2 separate regions of the Homo sapiens genome follow, and region 2 is linked to region 1. The links are chromatin loops, found by intact Hi-C in ENCODE. Cell type or tissue: endothelial cell of umbilical vein. All regions are shown on one strand. Each heading gives the region's core, and the rest is flanking DNA. Links, peaks and the distances in the headings are about the cores only.

Region 1 (9,094 bases), core at 470-8,469:
AAGCATTTATCCTTTCTTTGTGTTAAAAATAATTCAATTATACTCTTAGTTACTTTTAAATGTACAATAAATTATTGTTGACTGTTGTCACCCTGTTGTGCTACCAAATGCTAGATCTTATTCATTCTATCTAACCATATTTTTTTATACATAAACCATCTGCACTTCCCCCGCAACCCACTACCCTTCCCAGCCTCTGGTAACCATCATTCTATCCTCTATCTTCATGAGTTCAATTGTTTTCATGTTTAGTTCCCACAAGTAAGTGACAACATGCGAAGTGTGTCTTTCTGTCCCTGGTTTATTTCACTTAACATAATGACCTCCAGTATCATCCATGTTGTTGCAAATGACAGGATCTCATTCTTTTTCATGGCCGAATAGTACTCCATTGTGTGTGTGTGTGTGTGTGTTTGTGTGTGTGTGTGTGTATGGTACATAGATACATATATATATGAGATACATAGATACATATATATATGAGATACATATATATGATACATATATGAGATACATATATATGATACATATATATATATCACATTTTCTTTTTCCATTCGTCTGCTGTTATAAACTTAGGTTGCTTTCAAATCTTGGCTATTGTGAACAGTGCTGCAGCAAACAGTGCAGATATCTCTTCGATATGCTGATTTCCTTTCTTTTACATATATACCTAGCAGTGTAATTGCTGGATCATATGTTAGTTCAATGTTTAGTTTTTAGGAACTTCCAAACTGTTTTCCATAGTGGTTGTACTAATTTACATTTCTACCAAGGTGTACAAGGGTTCCCTTTTCTTCATATCCTCACCAGCATTTTAAAAGCCATTTTAACTGGGGTAAGATGATATCTCATTGCAGTTTTGCTGTGCACTTCTCTGCTGCTAGATATATTGGAAGTCCATTGTACGTTGTTTCTTTTCTCCTACTGCTTTTAGCATCCTTTCTTTATCCTTGACCTTTGGGAGTTCCATTATTAAATGTCTTGAGGTAGTCTTGTTTTAGTTAAATCTACTTGCTGTTCTATAACCTTCTTGTATTTGAATATTGATATCTTTCTCTAGGTTTGGGAGGTTTTCTGTTATTATCTCTTTGAATAAACTTTCTACCACTATCTCTCTCTACCTCCTGATTAAGGCCAATAACTTAGATTTGCCCTTTTGAGGCTGTTTTCTAGATCTTGTAGGCATGCTTCATTCTTTTTTATTCTTTTTTGTCTCCTCTGACTGTGTGTTTTCAAATAGCCTGTCTTCAAGATAATTTTTTCTTCTGCTTGATCAATTCTGCTGCTAAGAGTCTCCGAGGCATTCTTCAATATGTCAGTTGCATTTCCAACTCCAGAGTTTCTGCTTGACTCTTTTTAGTTATTTCAAGCTCTTTGTTTAACTTATCTGATAGGATTCAAAATTCCTTCTCTTTGTTTACTTGAATTTCTTTTAGTTTCCTCAAAACAGTCACTTTGAATTCTCTGTCTGACTGACCACAAATACCTGCCTCTCCAGGATTGGTCACCAGTGTCTTATTTAGTTCCTTTGGTGAGGTCATGTTTTCCTGGGTGGTCTTGATGCTTGTGAATGTTCTTCAGGGTCTGGGCTTTGAAGAGTTAGGTATTTATTGCAGTCTTTACAGTCTGGGCTTGTTTGTGCCTGTCTTTCTTTGAAGGTATTCCAGATATTTAAGGGACTTTGGTGTTGTGATCTAAGTTTTTGATCACTGCAGCCACATCTTCATTAGGGGGCATCCCAAGCCTAGTAACAGCGTGAGTCTTGCAGACTCCTATAGGTACCACCTTGGTAGTCTTGGATAGGATCTAGAAGAATTCTGTGGATTACCTGGTAGAAACTCTTTTTCTCTTCCCTTACTCCTCCTAAACAAATGGAGTCTCTCTCTCTCTCTCTCTCTCTCTCTCTCTCTCTCTCTCACTGATGAGCTCTCTGAACCTAAGAGAGGAATGACACATGGACTCCTGTTGTCACCACCACTGGGACTGCACTGGGTCAGACCTGAAGCCAGCACAGCACTGGGTCTCACCCAAGGCACATGTTAACCACTGCCTGGCTACCACCTATGTTCACTCAAGGGCCTAGGGCTCTACAATCAGCACAGCACATAACAAAGCTAGCCAAGCTTGTGTCTTTCCCTTCAGGGCAGCAAAATCCCCTCAGTCCTGGGCAGGCCTAAAGATGCCATCAAGGAACCAGGGCCTAGAGTAGGAAACCTTAGGAATATACTTGATGTTCTATTCCACTGCAGCTGAGCTGGCACCCAAGCCACAAGACAAAGTCCTTCCACTCTGCCCTCATCTTTCCACAAACAGAGGCATTTCTCCCTATGGCCACTACTGCCCTAGGTCCATGGTGAGCACTGCCTGGCTACTACTGATATTCATTCAAGGCTTACAAAGCTCTTTAGTCAGCTTGTGGTGAATGCTGCCAGGCCTGGAACTCTCCCTTTAGAGCAGTGGGCTCCCCTCTGGCCCAGGGTATTTCCAGAAATGCCATCTAAAAGCCAAGACCTAGAATTGAGGACACCAGTGGGGAGTGTCCTCACCCATTGTGGACAAGCTGGTACCTAAGCAGTAAGACAAAGTCCCCTTACTCTTCCCTCTTCTTTTCTCAAGCAGAAGGAGTCCCTCCCCTTAGCTGCCACAGCTGGGAATCTGCTGGGTCATACCTGAAGCCAGCATGTCTCCAAGTCTCAGCAAGGCCCATGGTGAGTACTACCTGGATACTGCTGCTGATTATTTAGGGCCCAAGGGCTCTTTAGTCAGCAGGTGATGAATCCTGACAGGTCTGAGTCCTTCCCTTCAAGGAAGTGAGTTCCCTTCTGGCCCAGGCTGTGTCTAAAATGTCATCCAGGAGCTAGGGCCTGGAATGGAAGCCTCAAGACTCTGTCTGGTGTCGTATCCTACTGTGGCTGAGCTGGTATCCAAGTTGCAAGACAAAGTCCTCTTTATTCTTTCCTCTCTTCTCCTCAAGTGGAATGCAGGGGTCTCTTTTGGAACTGTGAGCTGTGCTGCCTGGGGGTGGGAGAGGGATGGCACAAGCACTCCCCTGGCTACCCCAGCTGGTGTCTCACTAGGTCACAAGCCCCCAAAGTCTACTGGCTCTAAGCCCAGCACAGCACCAGGACTTGCCCAGGAATTGCAGTCCTTGTGGTCTAGACTGCCTTTAATGTTTATTTACAACCCCAGAGCAATTTAACCCATGGTGGCGAGGCTTCCTGGGATTCAGGTTCTGACTGCTAGAATGAGTGATTCCCCTCTGGCTAGGGCTGATCTAAATGCTCCCTCTGTGGGTGCCAGCTAGGTTCTGCCCAGCGTTGCTTTCTGCTGTGACAATACAGCACAGCATTTCAATGCAAAGTCCCACAATCACTGCATTCTCCCTCCCCTAAGCGCACAGATTCTCTCTCTGTGCCACTTGCTGCTGCTGGAGGATAGGGGGGATGCAGTGTCAGCAATGAAAAACTCTCTCTCCTACCCTGTTCAATGCCTCTTTCAGTGGCATGAAATTAAAACCAGATACTGTGATTGCTCATCTGATTTTTGGTTCTTATGAAGGTGTTTTTTTGTGTGTGGAGAGTCGTTCAATTTGGTGTTACTGTAAGAGGACAATCAGTGGAGGCTTCTATTCCACCATCTTGCTCTGCCCCCTAAAGTCTGCATTTTTAAACAGTTACCTCAGCTAATTCTGATACAGGTACTCTTTGAACCACATTTCTAACAGACAATGGTGTAGAGTCTTAAAATCCAATAGTCCATATATTAATGTACACGTATAGGTACATGTCATTTTTGATTTTGCATATTCATTTTATTAAACTCAAAAACAGACATACATCTGTACCTGTAATGTGTCCCCTACCTTAACAGCTCACAATTATTATGTTCAATCTACTTTTAAATAAAGAATAAAAAAGCATAGTAAAAGGACAAGCAAGTACAGGAATAAAGAAGACAGAAAGGGGCACTAACATGAGAACAAAGTTTTAGATTCTATTTAAGCTGAGAACAGTGCTCCACAAAATGTGGGCCATGGGTAAGTGCTGGTCCATGAATTGGTTGTTTATAATCTGAGATAGGTCTAGAAACTGACTGGAAGCTCTTAGAAACTTTTACAGAAATTTGTCAGAGTAATTTTATGTCTATTCAATCTAATAATAAAATTTTGGACTCATATTTTATAGATCTTGTATTTTATTCCATTTCTTTTTCTACTAGCTTATTTTCACTCTATTTTACAAAAGATCAATGTCCACAGGTAGTCTGCGAAGCACTGGTGAACTCTACAGAGAAGAACCGGCCTTCTTGGTTAGTCCAGTGAGCCTCTCCTAACCCAGGATTTTAATACAAAAGTGAATATCCTCAACTTCTCATAATTACTTACTGTGAATCTGTCAGCAATGAACGATCTCTGTTTTCTGTGAATCTACCAACTTCTTTTTAGCTTGTATCCCCTTTTAGAATAACATTTTAGTAACATTTCTTAAAAGTTTACTTTCAACAGTGTAAAGTAGTACTTTTTCACTTTTATTTTTCTTTTAATTTTCAAAGAGACCCTTGAGTCTTAACATTTGAGGATTCAGTGACGAATGCTATCATTGTATTAATATCTGTACCCTATCTGTGCATTTTTGCTAACATGAAACTATGGTCTCTCATTCTGCTATTCTCAAAAAGCAGGTCCTTTAACTGCTTTGCTCATCTTAATGCCAGGTCCCTATCAACTATCTAATGATTTTCTTGATATGTGGCAATAACAGTAATAAGAAGCACAAAGTATCAGTAAATTATTCTAGTCATAAATACATGGGACACGGATCTCATTTTGTGGTTTCCCTGCCTCCTAGTAAACTTTGAATCATAATTTTCTCCCTTATTGAAGACCTGCACTGTGAACAGTATTAAAGTTAAATGTTAGATATATTCTTTACGGTATCTGCTTCCTGGTTGATAATATCCTTTGGTGGTCCCCTACAGTTTCTACTTTTGGTATATAAGTGTTGCCAAGAATAACATTTTCCCTTTCCAAGTTAAACATGGTGTTTATAAAAGGTGTAGGATGGAGAACCTGGAAGTATGAATCTGTGCATACAATGGGTAAAGTCACAATAATAGCAACCACTTTCCCAGTTGCCAAGATCTCTGGCCAGGAAGAATAAAAATGAGGATTTTTTCCTCCCTACCTAATTGTGTCCCCCTTTGAGAAGAGTTAGGAAGTCAACTATTAAGTGTCCAAATTTGCTTTCTGATGCTTATAAGTTGCACACTAAATTTGTTCATTTTATTTGCTTAACATTTTTTTTAGAAACCCAATTTTTAAGACATTTTCTCATGTAATCGGTTAACTATATGACTAAGAACTCTCTGACAGCTTGTAGGCTGTCCAGAACAGCTTTGGTTCCGCGGCCAAAAATGGACACCTTTTTAGCTGTGTGAGGTTGGCCAAGTGATTTAACTCCCTAAACTTTAGTTTTCACATCTGTACAATTGGGATAACGAGGCACAGCCAGTACAATTTTGAGAGGATTGTGAAGCTACATAAAGTCAGCAGCACACGACCTGGTGCAGAGTCCACGCTTGCTGCAGTAAAAGCTCAGATATGAGTGTTGTTATTCTTAACAAGGAAGACTCTAAATCACTGAAATAAAATCTAGAGAAGTTCTTGGAATTTTCTCACTCTGACAAGTACACAAAATAGATAAAGGATAGTCCACCAGGAAGGCAGCTGGCTAGATGAACTGGCCTCTGCAGTCTCCTTGATCTAGGTTATCTAACATGCCCAAACCATGTTCAAATTCAGTACTTTGTTTGTAATTCAAGTAACATCTTTGGAGAAAAAGAATTGCCTGTTTTCAATTAACCAAAGGAATTATAATTATGTTAATTTCTTTTAGTGTACCACATACATTTGTTTCAGCACACTTTGGGAAAGGTTAAGTGGAGCAAATATAACTAAAATCACAGGACATCTTTGTAAAAGCAGATGGCATTCATCCAAAATGTCCTTCCTGGAACAAACTGTAACAACTTGATTCACTCCCACCCTTCCCTACCAAGCTATATTTAAAGGTCCGTAAGCATTTCCATCATAAACTGCTGTCATCAGGATTTGTAATTTTACCTTCTAACCTATTTCAGGGTTTATATACAAACATCTCAAACTTAAAAAAAGCTATTGTTTTTAAAATTTAACAACTTCCTTCAGTAAAGGATAAGAGTACAAGGGGAAACAAACAAAAAAGTAATGATTATACATGAAAAAAATTATCTGCCATGGCTTGATAAGCAAAATAAGGTGCATGCTCAAGAAATATGTGCCACCATTGGGAAGCCGAGGCGGGCAGATCACGAGGTCAGGAGATCGAGACCATCCCGGCTAAAACGGTGAAACCCCGTCTCTACTAAAAATACAAAAAATTAGCCGGGCGTAGTGGCGGGCGCCTGTAGTCCCAGCTACTTGGGAGGCTGAGGCAGGAGAATGGCGTGAACCCGGGAGGCGGAGCTTGCAGTGAGCCGAGATCCCGCCACTGCACTCCAGCCTGGGCGACAGAGAGAGACTCCGTCTCAAAAAAAATAAAATAAAATAAATAAATAAATAAATATGTGCCACCAAAGATTATATAAATTCAACGGTGAATAATATGTCATGATTCATAATAATTAGAAGCTAAATAACTGTCCAGAAATTAATGAAAAGGTAAATTGTGGTACAGTCATATTATAGGGTATTATGTAGCCATCCCATGATATTCTCAAATAATTTTTAATAACATGGAAAACGTTCATGAGATAATAAGTGGAAAAACATACTGCAAAATTATATGTACAATAGGAGCTTAACTGGATTATAAAATAAATATGTATACAATCTATATTTAAAGTTGTAAAAGAAATATGCCAAAATGTTCATAGTAGTTATAGCTTGGCTGGAAAACCTAAGTCCTTCATATTTGTCCATAATTTCCAAGTGGTGTACAATGAACTTGCATTACCTTACTAATCAGAAAAGAAACGCTTCATTGTGGCTTAGTGTCACAGACAAATACAGAAACAGTAATACAGGAAAAAAATGAAGGCTGGCATCTCTCTCTTATCTTTCTACATCCTCTGCACTGCCCTTGCAAATCTATCTTTAATCATCAACTATTTTGACATTTGAAAATCTTATTTGTACTGTGGATTTATGAAATATTCAGAAAGAAGTTTTCATTTATCAAGCAGTTTCCCCAAAAAGTGACCTTGTAGCTATCCACAAAGTATTATCAACAACTCATATCTCAAGATTCTAAAAAATACAAGTATCATCCACCATAAGGTCACCTCTAGGGGACAAAGCATAGACGTGGGATACATCCAGTAAGGGAAGAGTAAAAAAAAAAAAAAAGAAGCAAAGACGGCACATGAAAACTAGTTTTGGCCGGGCGCAGTGGCTCATGCCTGTAATGCCAGCACTTTGGGAGGTCGAGGTGGGCAGATCACAAGGTCAGGAGTTCAAGACCAGCTTGGCCAACATGGTGAAACCCCGTCTCTACTAAAAAATACAAAAATTAGCCAGTCGTGGTGGTGCGCACCTGTAATCCCAGCCACTCGGGAGGCTGAGGCAGAATTGCTGGAACCCAGGAGGCAGAGGTAGCAGTGAGCTGAGATCATGCCACTGCACTCTAGCCTGGGCAACAGAGTAAGACTCAGTCTCAAAAAAAAAAAAGAAAGAAAAAAAAGAAAAAGAAAACTAGTTTCAATCTGTTGAGCTGTTGTATTCAAAACTTCAAGTATTCAGCAGATATCAACTTAAAGAGAACTGTCCCAAATGGAATCATGACATCAATTTAAATCAAACATAAATATTAAAAGAATTCGGAGTCCCAGTCTATCTTAGAGCCTCTCTAACTCTGACTGGAAACAGACACAGACAGACACACACAGAAATCACACTGCAATCAATCATTGTGAGCATTCATGATCACAGATATTTCCAGTTTCTCTATAAACTTTAATAGATTCTACTTTTACTTTTTTCATTGAAATAATAGTTTTTGCCAGTTTGGGAAGTATGTTTTTAATTTCACAGCTTGTTACCACTGGGTTTTGAAAGAAAAGGAAGTGGTAACCTTTTTCAAAACATCAGGACGGGTAAAAGACTGGCAAGTGTATACTTGAGAATCAAAATTGATTATTAGTGGGAACACAACAGTGGAAAAAGATGTGGATATTGGTATCATGCAATGGCTAGGAAAAAGGAATCAAACATGAGAGGTGGGAAAACGTCTACAGAGAAACATCATCTATTTCAATTTTTCTAATGGAGATTGTCCAGAATAAAAGTGAAATAGCCTCTACTTATTACTGTATTGCAGTTATGCAGATATTATGAATGACACTTGTTCTATATCACCAATGCCATACATTTTTCCAAGGCTGATGAACACGTTCTTGAAGCTTATATGTCTACTATTCAAAGTACTTTCGCATGTACCTTCTTATGCCAGTTAGGAAAATCTGGTCCATTTGGATACACTGTCAGGTCCAATTCCCTCTATCAGTCTACGTTCCTTCAGGCTCAGAACCACGTTTTATTAATCTCCATTTTCCTAACAATTACCTAATGGTGGGAAGGGCACAATACATATTTTTGATTAAAAGAATAATAACACATTCTGAATCTTAGCTTTTATTACCCTCAAACTTTGCCCCAAACCAGAAGTGTGAAGTACTTCATAACTTATTGGTCTCCAAATTTGTATATTTAAGAGCAACTATTTAAACAACAATTTGAAGAGATACTAAGAATATAATAGACAAAAAGCCACATCAAAAATAATCTCATCATACTGAGAAGTAAAAAACAAGAATCCAACAACAAAACATAAATTAAAATAGATTTTCGGCTGGGCACAGTGGCTCATGCCTGTAATCCCAGCACTTTGGGAGGCCGAGGCAGATGAATCACAACGTCAGGAGTTTGAGACCAGCCTGGCCAACATGACGAAACCCCATCTCTACTAAAAATACAAAAATTAGCTGGGTGCAGTGGTGCGCACCTGTAATCCCAGCTACTCAGGAGGCTGAGGCAGGTAGCAATTGCTTGAACCAG
Region 2 (9,094 bases), core at 396-8,395, 61 kb after region 1:
CCAAACAAAAACAAAACTCACACTTCTAGAGGGGAAGAAAATGTAAGCCAAGAGAAACACAATCAAAATGCAGAGTGTGCCAACAAGCCACACCTCGTCAGCTTGATGTTCTACTAAATTCCTTCTCCTTTGGGACTTATTTCTATAGAGACCATCTCTCTGTTCCATAACTAAAACTAGAAGTTGCTAGGAAACAGGCTTCTCAGGACACAACTGAAGGGGAGAGGCTGCTTCCTACCAAAAGGTATAGAAATCTGAAGCTATTTCTGACATACATGCTATTGTTACGAAACCTGGATTCTCAGCACATCTATTTCACAGAGCCCAAGAGAGAATTTATTATGCATGTTCCTGTTTAGCCACACAGTATTAAATTTGTGACTTAACCTGAACCTCAAAAATCTTTTCCTGTTCTAGCATGGTGTTTCCTCTTTTCTTTCACTTCCTCTCCAAATGTATCATTTTACCTACTTTCATTTAATAGTATCCAAAAAATTGTTTTGCACATTTTCATGTTATTAATTACTCATTTGAAAGATTATTCCCAACACAGTATTGGTCCTATTAAAGCACTGAAAATTTCCACATGGCTTGGAGTTACTGTGTTCAGAATTTTTATATCAAAATTGTTGTTGCTTCTTTTAAAAACAACCTGGTGGCTTTCACAGATATTAAAATAGTCCTTAACACTCTCCACGAAGTAGTAACTACCAAAGCAGCCCACTCATTCTTTATCTTGCCTTTAAAAGCAGTTGTTACCCTTTTCCCTTTCTTGTATTTCTAGCTGTGTTAGTGGCTCTATTAGGAACAACTGCAGGTACAAGAAAGCCTGCTGCTGACTTAAACCAAGAGAAGAACATTTTTTCCCACATATAACATGAACTTCAGAGTGCCAGTCCAAGATCTATTTTCTGCTCTGCCATCCATAGCTTTTTATTCTCTTGATTGATGCCTCATGATTGCTACATGGATGCAACAGCTCAAGAAATCGTGTCTTTTCACCAGAGTTCCAAGTACAAGAGAAGAGGAAGTTTAAAAGACTCTTCATGAAACTCTGGCTTTTCATTGGAAAGCAAAGTTCCCCCAAAGGTTTCCCATTAGATCTCATGGGCAAGAACCGAGTCACATGTCTACTTCTAGACTACTCAATGTTTGGATTAGCATACAAGTTTAGACCTTTCCTGAGCCTGGGGGGGGCCTACCTGCCCTGAGATTAAGGACTTACTGCTCACAATGACCCTATCAGGGTTCTGACTACAGAGCGAAGGGGGCAGAAAATGGACCCTTGTGGGGTCTGGGATGCCAGGTCCTCATCCCTCTTTCCTGCTAGGGATAGAAATCTATTAGAAAATACAGTAAGAAGTGACAACATAGATGTAAGCAATCAATTTTATTCAGTTCTTTGGAAATGGCTAGAGGGGAAAATTGAGACCTCTTATCTCCCACCCTAAATCAAATTATAAAGGAACTTCCGCTTCAGGCCTTAATGAAGTAATTAGCACCAGACTAGCTTTCCCAATGTACATAACTGTAAAATTAGAAGTAGAAGTGGTTTTCAGACATTGGAAAACAGATGGTATTAGACTATAATCTCAGAGAAAAGAGAAACTTATGAGGTGACTCTATGATCACCCAGATCTCAGATGGAGGACAATTTCCTGAGTGTAGAGCAAGAAGCTAGAGTCCATAGCAGTTCTGCTGAGCTTGGATACAGAGATCTGAGTCTGAGTCAACCGGAGTACTAGAATCTCCAGGCCAGGGCCCTGGAAAGAAAAGAGCTCTAGAAGGATGAGGGCCAGAAGTCCACAAAGGGGATCCCCTACAAATCTTGGCCAAGGTCTGGGGTGCACATGCTCAGAAAGAAATGACCAAGGCTTTATAGAGAGCAGCTTTACAGGGCTGAGAGGAAAACAGAGTGACCAGAGGTTAAGCAGTGCTGGTGAATGCTGGAGCTACAGCCCAGCCAGAGTGAAGAGACCTGGCTAGCACTCCAGGTATCCAGCTAAGACATCAGAAATGCTGCTGCTCAGGAGTAAGCAGAATGTACTAATATAAGGCCTACCATACACTGATTTTACCACAGCCCAAAAGCAAGACCTAACAAAATTCACAGGGGAGACCAAATTCGGAGGATGAATTCCATCAAGTTAGAAATAGTAGAAAAATACACTGGCCTTTCCACAGATCCAGTCTAACAAAGTGTAAAAAATCAAACCTATACAAGCTCAAAGAAATAAACCTGCTTATTAGAAAAAAAATCAACACTGTTATTCCACAGAATTCAGAATTTCTACCACATAGAATCCTTAATATCCAGTGTAAAATCAAAAAGTGCTAGCTATGCAAAGAAACCAAAAAATAAGAACCATGGTCAATGAAAAAAAAAATAGTCAATAGGAACTGATCATGAGATGGCCTAGATGTTGAAATTAGAAGACAGAATCTTTAAAGTAGCTATATTCAATTCAGTTTGAAGAACTGAACAAAAATATGATCTGAATGAGTTAACACACAAGAAATCTCATAAGAGAAATGAAAACTAGAAAAAGAGAAATGCATATTCTAGAAATGAAAAGTCAAATAACTCAAAGTTTAAAAATCCATTGGGTGGGACTGACAACAGAATGAAGACAAAAAAAGGGCAAAGTTAGTGAACTTGAAGATAGATAAATAGAAATTATCAAATTTGAATATCAAAGAGGAAAGATGTTGAAGGAAAATGAACGAGAGCCTCGGGGCCTTGCAGAACAACATGAAATGATTCTAACATATGCATAACTGGCATCTCAGAAAAAGAAGAAAAAAATAAAAACAGAAAAAATATTTGAAGAAATAGTGGCCAACATTTGTCCAAATTTCATCAAAAACATTAACTTACGAAGCTCAGAGAATATCAACTGGAATAAATAAAAAGAAAATCACACCTAAGTATAGCATAGACAAACTGCTGGAAACCAAGATAAAGAGAAAAATCTTGAAAGTAGCCAAAGGAGGGGAAAAAAGACATGTAACATACAGGGGAACAAAGACACAATGATAACTTACATGAGAAAGACACAGAAGCTTCTTGAAATAAACTGATGAAGAGTTATCATTTTTCAAAAGGGATTTATTTCCTAATTCTGCTTTCCTAGTGACAACCTTGGATTAATTCCAGACTTAGGACTCTGACCTATACTTCTTCCTCTAGAAAGTAAAATATAACAACATCAAGATTTTGTGGGTTTGGTCACTTGGAGATAAGATTCATTGCGGTTGGAATTCCTTAGTTCCTTCCTGATTAAATTTAGACAGGGAAATAAAGCAAGTGTGTGTATGGGAATCAACTTTTTAAGTGATTCTAGCAGTTTAAAGATTAAGTTATTCGTACACAAAATAAATCATCTTATATGAGAAAGTAAAACTGATTATTTCCCAAATAAATATCATAAAAGGATTTTTTAAACTACAATTTGGTATTTGTAGTCTCATATTAAGTCTTCTATTAAGATTATAAAATAAAAGCTAAAATGGTAAAAAATGAGAAAGTCTAAAGAGAAGTTATATGAAGTGCAAAAGAGTGAAATTACATTCAAATCAAAAGGGTTACATCTAAAGTCCCAACAAAACTAAGACTTTTTGTGAACATAATGATACAAATGTAATTTTTAAATTATGTATCTTCCTCAATTTGATTATATTTTAAAACACACTTAGGGAAAATGCTGTGAAGACTTTTCCCCTTTTTTGTTTACCATAAGGAAAAAAAAGAGAGATAACAATTCATTAAAGCTTTGCCCAGTTTAGATTTTTTGCTTTCCAGCATGATTAACCATTAAGAGTTATATAAGTGAATACAAATCAAATGTTTTTATTTCAGTCAATATAAAATTCTTTATCCCAGAGAAAAATAAATTTCAGTGGCTTTAACAATCTAACAAAATTTCAGCAAGAGTGTTGTTTTGCCTCAAACAGGGCTTCTCAACAGTGGTGCTATTGGCATTTGGGGCTAGATCACTGTGGAGGGAGGCTGTCCTTTACATTGTTGGATGTTTTACAGCACCCTGGCTTCATATCCCCCTACCCAGTTGTGACAACCAAAAATGTCTCCAAACCTTGCCGAATGTCCTCTAGGGGGCAAAATCTTCCCTGGCTAAGAAGTACTGCCATAAACAGATGGGTCTTTTTTTCCTCTGATTTATTCGTTAAAAAAAAAAGGGCGGCGGGGTGATGGGGGGATGCTTGGCTTACAACTTACATTGAAAGCAACAATGTCTTCCTAATATCTGATGCTAAATTTTGGAGAGAATTTTCTTCATTCAATGAAAAAGTTCTCCAACTTTGGAAAATGTTAGATTTTATTATTGGGTTGGATTTCAATTTTCTTTTTGTTTAGTTGGTAGGTTAGATTTTTGCTTTCCAATGTGGCAGACATCGTACTTTTTGGGATGTTTCATTCATCGCTCACTCAGCAAATGTAAGTTCACTAAGAACAACAAGCGTAAATTAGCTAAACAGAGCTGAACTGTTTTTATTAAAGCAAATAGCAATTATTTATAAGTCATTTGTCAGGAAAACATGACACTTCCTTCCCCTAATTGATCTAGAACAGAGTCATGAAATTTAAAAATAAAAAGACATCTTAGGCTACAAGTAGTTCTTAACAAAACTCAAATTTTAGAAAATACAGAGCTTTTAAAATATGTCATCTAAATCTACACGTCTCTTTCATCAGTTTAAAAATGTTAGTAAATGTTAATAGATATCTCTTTCTAAAATGGGACTGCTGATCAAGAGAAAGGTGAAGTTTTATTGGTGCAATTACTTTTGCATCGACCTAAGAGAAAATACTGTAACACCTGCAGGTTCTGAAGGTTCTGACATTTAATGAGGTAGAGATGTAACCACAAACTTCATAATATAAGCAAATGTACTGTTGAATCTCCTCCTCCCAAAGAAGAAAAAAAATAAATTCCCAGAATCTGCTATGTGTATATGTGCATGTGAATTTTTTTCCAGAAGAAAATACAGAATGGTAAAAATGTCAAACTAAAAACTTGTATGCTCTGAGTCACATGCAAGTCCATTCCACTTGACTCACCTATATGATAAAGTCCAATCCAATCACTGGGGTCCACCTCCTCTTTAATGTCCCAGAAGATAATGAGGTTCTGGGCTTGCCCCAGCGTGTACTCGTACATGCTGGCAGTTAAGCTGGAGCGGCTCTCAGAAGTCACCAGGTCGGTGTCGCTGTTGGCCCGCTGCAGGGTCATGTTCTCTGGCATGGAGCTCTGGGCGGCAAGGCTCTGGAGGTTCTCTGGGCTCAATGTGTACCGCATCTGGGGATTTCGACGCCTCACAAAAAGCAGGTGCTCCCGGGCTGAACTAGCCATCCCGTCTGCTTCTCTGGGATTGGCTGCCTACAAAGCTGCAAGAGACAGATAAACATAAAACATTAGTGCTACAATACGAAGAATCAGATTTAAGCTTTCCAGACATAAAGCCTTAAAGGGTGTTTAATAAGCCTGATCATGCAATAATCTTCTGTTGTCAAAATAAAACCTATTATTCTACTGTTAAATGATGATGTCAGAAACAGCTTCTATAGAGTCAAGTCACATGATGGCAAAGGCTGTCACATGCCTGCGACCCTCGATTTCACTTGGCACAGCTTTCTCCTAGCAATCAAGGAGGAGAGGATTTCCTTGCCATCCCTTTTAGGTCTATCCTTTCCCAAACACCCCACGTTCAAACATGGCATCCTCTTCTCGTTTTCCATCCCACACACATATTTATTTGCTGCTGCAATGAAATTTTAAAATAGCGAGACACATGCTAAATACAGTTGAAGTACACCATTAAGTACAAGTTCACTTGCTCAGTTTCCTTAGCATAAGAATGTAACTCACTGAAATCTTTTCAGGAGCTTGCTCAAATGTTACCTCTTCTCCTAAATACAGTGGCCATCACATTTAAAACTGCAGCACCCCAGCATTCCCCATCCCTCCTTTCTTGATTTTTCTCTATAGCAATTTTTGTGATCTAACGTACCATACAATTTACTTATTTATTTGGTTATTGTCTACTTCCCCTGACAAGAATGTAAGTTTCACAAAGGCAGGGATTTTCATCTGTTTTGTTGGCTACTTTATCCCCAGTGTCTACAACAGTGCCTGCTACACGGTACATGTCGATAAATATTTGTTAAATAACAGATGCAGGAAGAGTAAGCATCTTTCTCCTAGATACTTCTTGAAATAACTTTTATCTCCAGTCCCTTTCCTGAGCCTGCCCCTTGCCATCCTGACTTTCTGGCTGGTCCACATTATTTGGGCCATCTGGATCATGATAAGCTATTTCCTTTGGCTCCCGATAAGCTATTTCCTTTGGTTCCAAAGGAACAAGGCCTTCCCTGTTGGAACTTAGACAGCCCCTTTTTGGCTCACTGAGTCTAGTTATAAAATACTTCCAGATACAGACAGAGACTCCAGTACCTCCTGTACTTTAACGCAGCACAACTAAGGTTCTATCTACCAGCGCCTTACCTGTTTGCCATGGGTTTACATTACCTCACTCGGATCTCACTAGCTTTACATAGAATTGATCTGATTTTCTTCTGTACCATCCCTTTCAGAACTACATAATCCACTCATGAATTTATGGATTTCACATTTATTCCGCAATCTTGGTACCTGCCACCATCTTCATTATGCCATGTTTCATCTCAGGGCAAACCCTATTGGGTCCTGGGAAGTCTATGAAAAAACTTTCTGCCACTCACACTACCACTTCTCATATGATATATTTCAACACCCACTGCATGAGTTTTCATTTAAAAAACAAACAAAGTAACCTTGGGTGCAATATTTACATGACAGCTAACGACCTTGGCTACTGAGTCTGAGAGGAGGGCAAGGGAAGATAGGGTTTTTTCTCCCATCCTCCCATTGAGTTCACAGACACTTTGGATGAAGAGGACATGCTCCTGTGCTAGGTTTATAGCACTTGCAAATGTATTTATTCAAATAGTTTCTGCCATAAAGTAGATCTCATACTTTGAGCACTATCTCTTGAATGAAAATAACTTGGACAAGATATCTTTTGTGAAAAGGATAGAAATAAAAATGAACAGATAAGCTGATTTACTCAGTTCAATGGTTTTAAATCCCATATCTCTCTTCATAAAGTTGGCACTTATTTTCTGTATGTGGTCTATGGTAACTCTGATACCATAAAAGAATCCATAATTATTAGAAAATCTCCAATCTATGAAGCTTAAAATACAGGTCAACTTCTAATCTGATAGTTTCAAGAAATTTCATTTTACTGACTTTCAACAGGCCATTATTTCTTTATAAACTCAGTGAGTCATGCAGCACATCAGCTTCAGCAAGAACTATAAATAATCAACTCCTAACACATTGTAGTTGAATAAAAAATGCAGGCTGTATATAACTAAACTACTTCCCTGAAAGAAAGAAATAGGCCACAACCCTTATAGCTTAAAATCACAACAGAAGAAATACTGACAATTATTCCTCTCTAGAAAAAAGTGAAATAACATGTATGTATGCCCACATTACTGTTTTTAAATTATCTGTATTTAAGCAGAGAGACAGGTTAGCACAGCAGCTAAGAGAAAAAGCTCTGAAGCCCAACTTCTGGATTTCGGTTATATCTTTACTTTCTATCACTCTATGATCTTAGACAATTTATTTTAACTCTCTGTCCCTCTGTTTCCCCACCTATCCAGGAAGAACATAACATCTGCCTCATAGGATTTTGGAGAGAACTAAATAAATCAGTACAGATAAAACATTTCAAACAGTGTCTGGCATATAGTAAGTGCTTGGTCAAGTTTAGTTATTAATACCATTATGTGACTACATTCTACTTTAATTATATCAAGAACTGGTTTTAATACTCCCATAATTCCCACCACCCCTTCTACTTAATCAGCATCTTCAGTATTTCAAAGCATAGCGCCTAACAGAAACAAAAGAGCCTTGTAGGCAGTGAGGACCTCAGATATCTCAGAGCCCAAGCTTTGGCCCCATAACACTGACAAGAGCCATTCCCTGGTCTTCGAGCCGGGCCTGGTGGCACGCGCCTGTAATCCCAGCACTTTGGGAGGCCGACGCAGGCGGATCATGAAGTCAGGAGATTGAGACCATCCTGGCTAACATGGTGAAACCCCATCTCTACTACAAAATAGAAAAAATTAGCCAGGCGTGGTGGCGGGTGCCTGTAGTCCCAGCTACTCGGGAGGCTGAGGCAGGAGAATGGCATGAACCCAGGAGGCGGAGCTTGCAGTGAGCAGAGATTGCACCACTGGACTCCAGTCTGGGCGACAGAGCGAGACTCCATCTCAAAAAAAAAAAAAAAAAAAAAGTTGAAACTCAACTTCATCACCAGTAGTGGGTTCATCGTTCATGCAAAAATAACTGTGCTCCTCCTAAGTGAAAAGCATTAAGGATACAACAGAGCAAAAGTCAAAGTCCCTAGTTCAAAAAAGCCTGCATTCTAACAAGAAAAGACACGCAACTAAGGGCCAAAAACCAAATACATAATACATATTTGTTTTCAGTGAAAGAACAAAAAGAGCTAGAAATGTGTGAATCTGCTAGCTTAATTGCACCTGCAAAAATGTATGGAGCATCTACTACTACATGTCTACCATAAAGCTGCAGTGTATGCTAAATAGTAAAAAGAGTAAGGTTTTTTTTTTTTTCAATTTCTTTCTTTTCTTTTCCTAACATAGCCCTTTCCCTGTGGGAACTTGAAATTTTGGGGAACAAAAGCAAATATTCATATATGAGATAATTCAAGCTGGTATCAATGGCACTTTATATACATGTATAATTAGTCTTAACAAATTTGTGGGGACAATAAATGTTGTAGGGCATCTGAAAGTGATAAAAACATATTTATAATGGGCTTAACCTTTTCCAAAGCACTTTCACATCAGGTATCTCGAGTAAGCCCTCAGAATATTGTAAATTAATTCCAAGAGATAACATCATTATCTCTCTTTTCAGATGAGGAAACTGAGAAAGATTTGTGAGGCAAAAGTTTGGCTGAAGAAGACAGAAAACACTTGGTGGCAGAGGTGATA

The links. A loop is a pair of places that touch in the nucleus more often than their neighbours do. Peaks named below come from ENCODE experiments on the same cell type or tissue, not always from the same donor. Only the 100,000 strongest peaks of a DNase experiment are listed, where the experiment ranks them.
Region 2: it touches region 1 in a loop (2.3-fold over the local background); 10 of 110 quality-filtered maps call a loop at or near these places.

What each region holds. Positions count from the first base shown.
Region 1 is chr2:196,367,463-196,376,556 of GRCh38, forward strand. All of the region lies in intron 2 of HECW2 (HECT, C2 and WW domain containing E3 ubiquitin protein ligase 2), which reads right to left. Among named protein-coding and RNA genes, the nearest start is that of HECW2-AS1, 110 kb to the left of the region's middle. In endothelial cell of umbilical vein, for the core only: no CTCF peak of the experiment used is centred there; DNase peaks (open chromatin) are centred at 5,049 and 5,939; H3K27ac peaks cover 1,745 bases.
Region 2 is chr2:196,428,052-196,437,145 of GRCh38, forward strand. HECW2 (HECT, C2 and WW domain containing E3 ubiquitin protein ligase 2) reads right to left here. Exons shown (of 29, transcript NM_001348768.2): 2 at 5,081-5,407. The coding sequence starts at 5,372. LOC105373822 (a long non-coding RNA gene) reads left to right here and starts at 202. Exons shown (of 3, transcript XR_923746.4): 1 at 202-244; 2 at 7,733-7,820; 3 at 9,018-9,094. In endothelial cell of umbilical vein, for the core only: a CTCF peak has its summit at 4,097 (motif pointing right); DNase peaks (open chromatin) are centred at 3,250, 6,300 and 7,290; H3K27ac peaks cover 418 bases.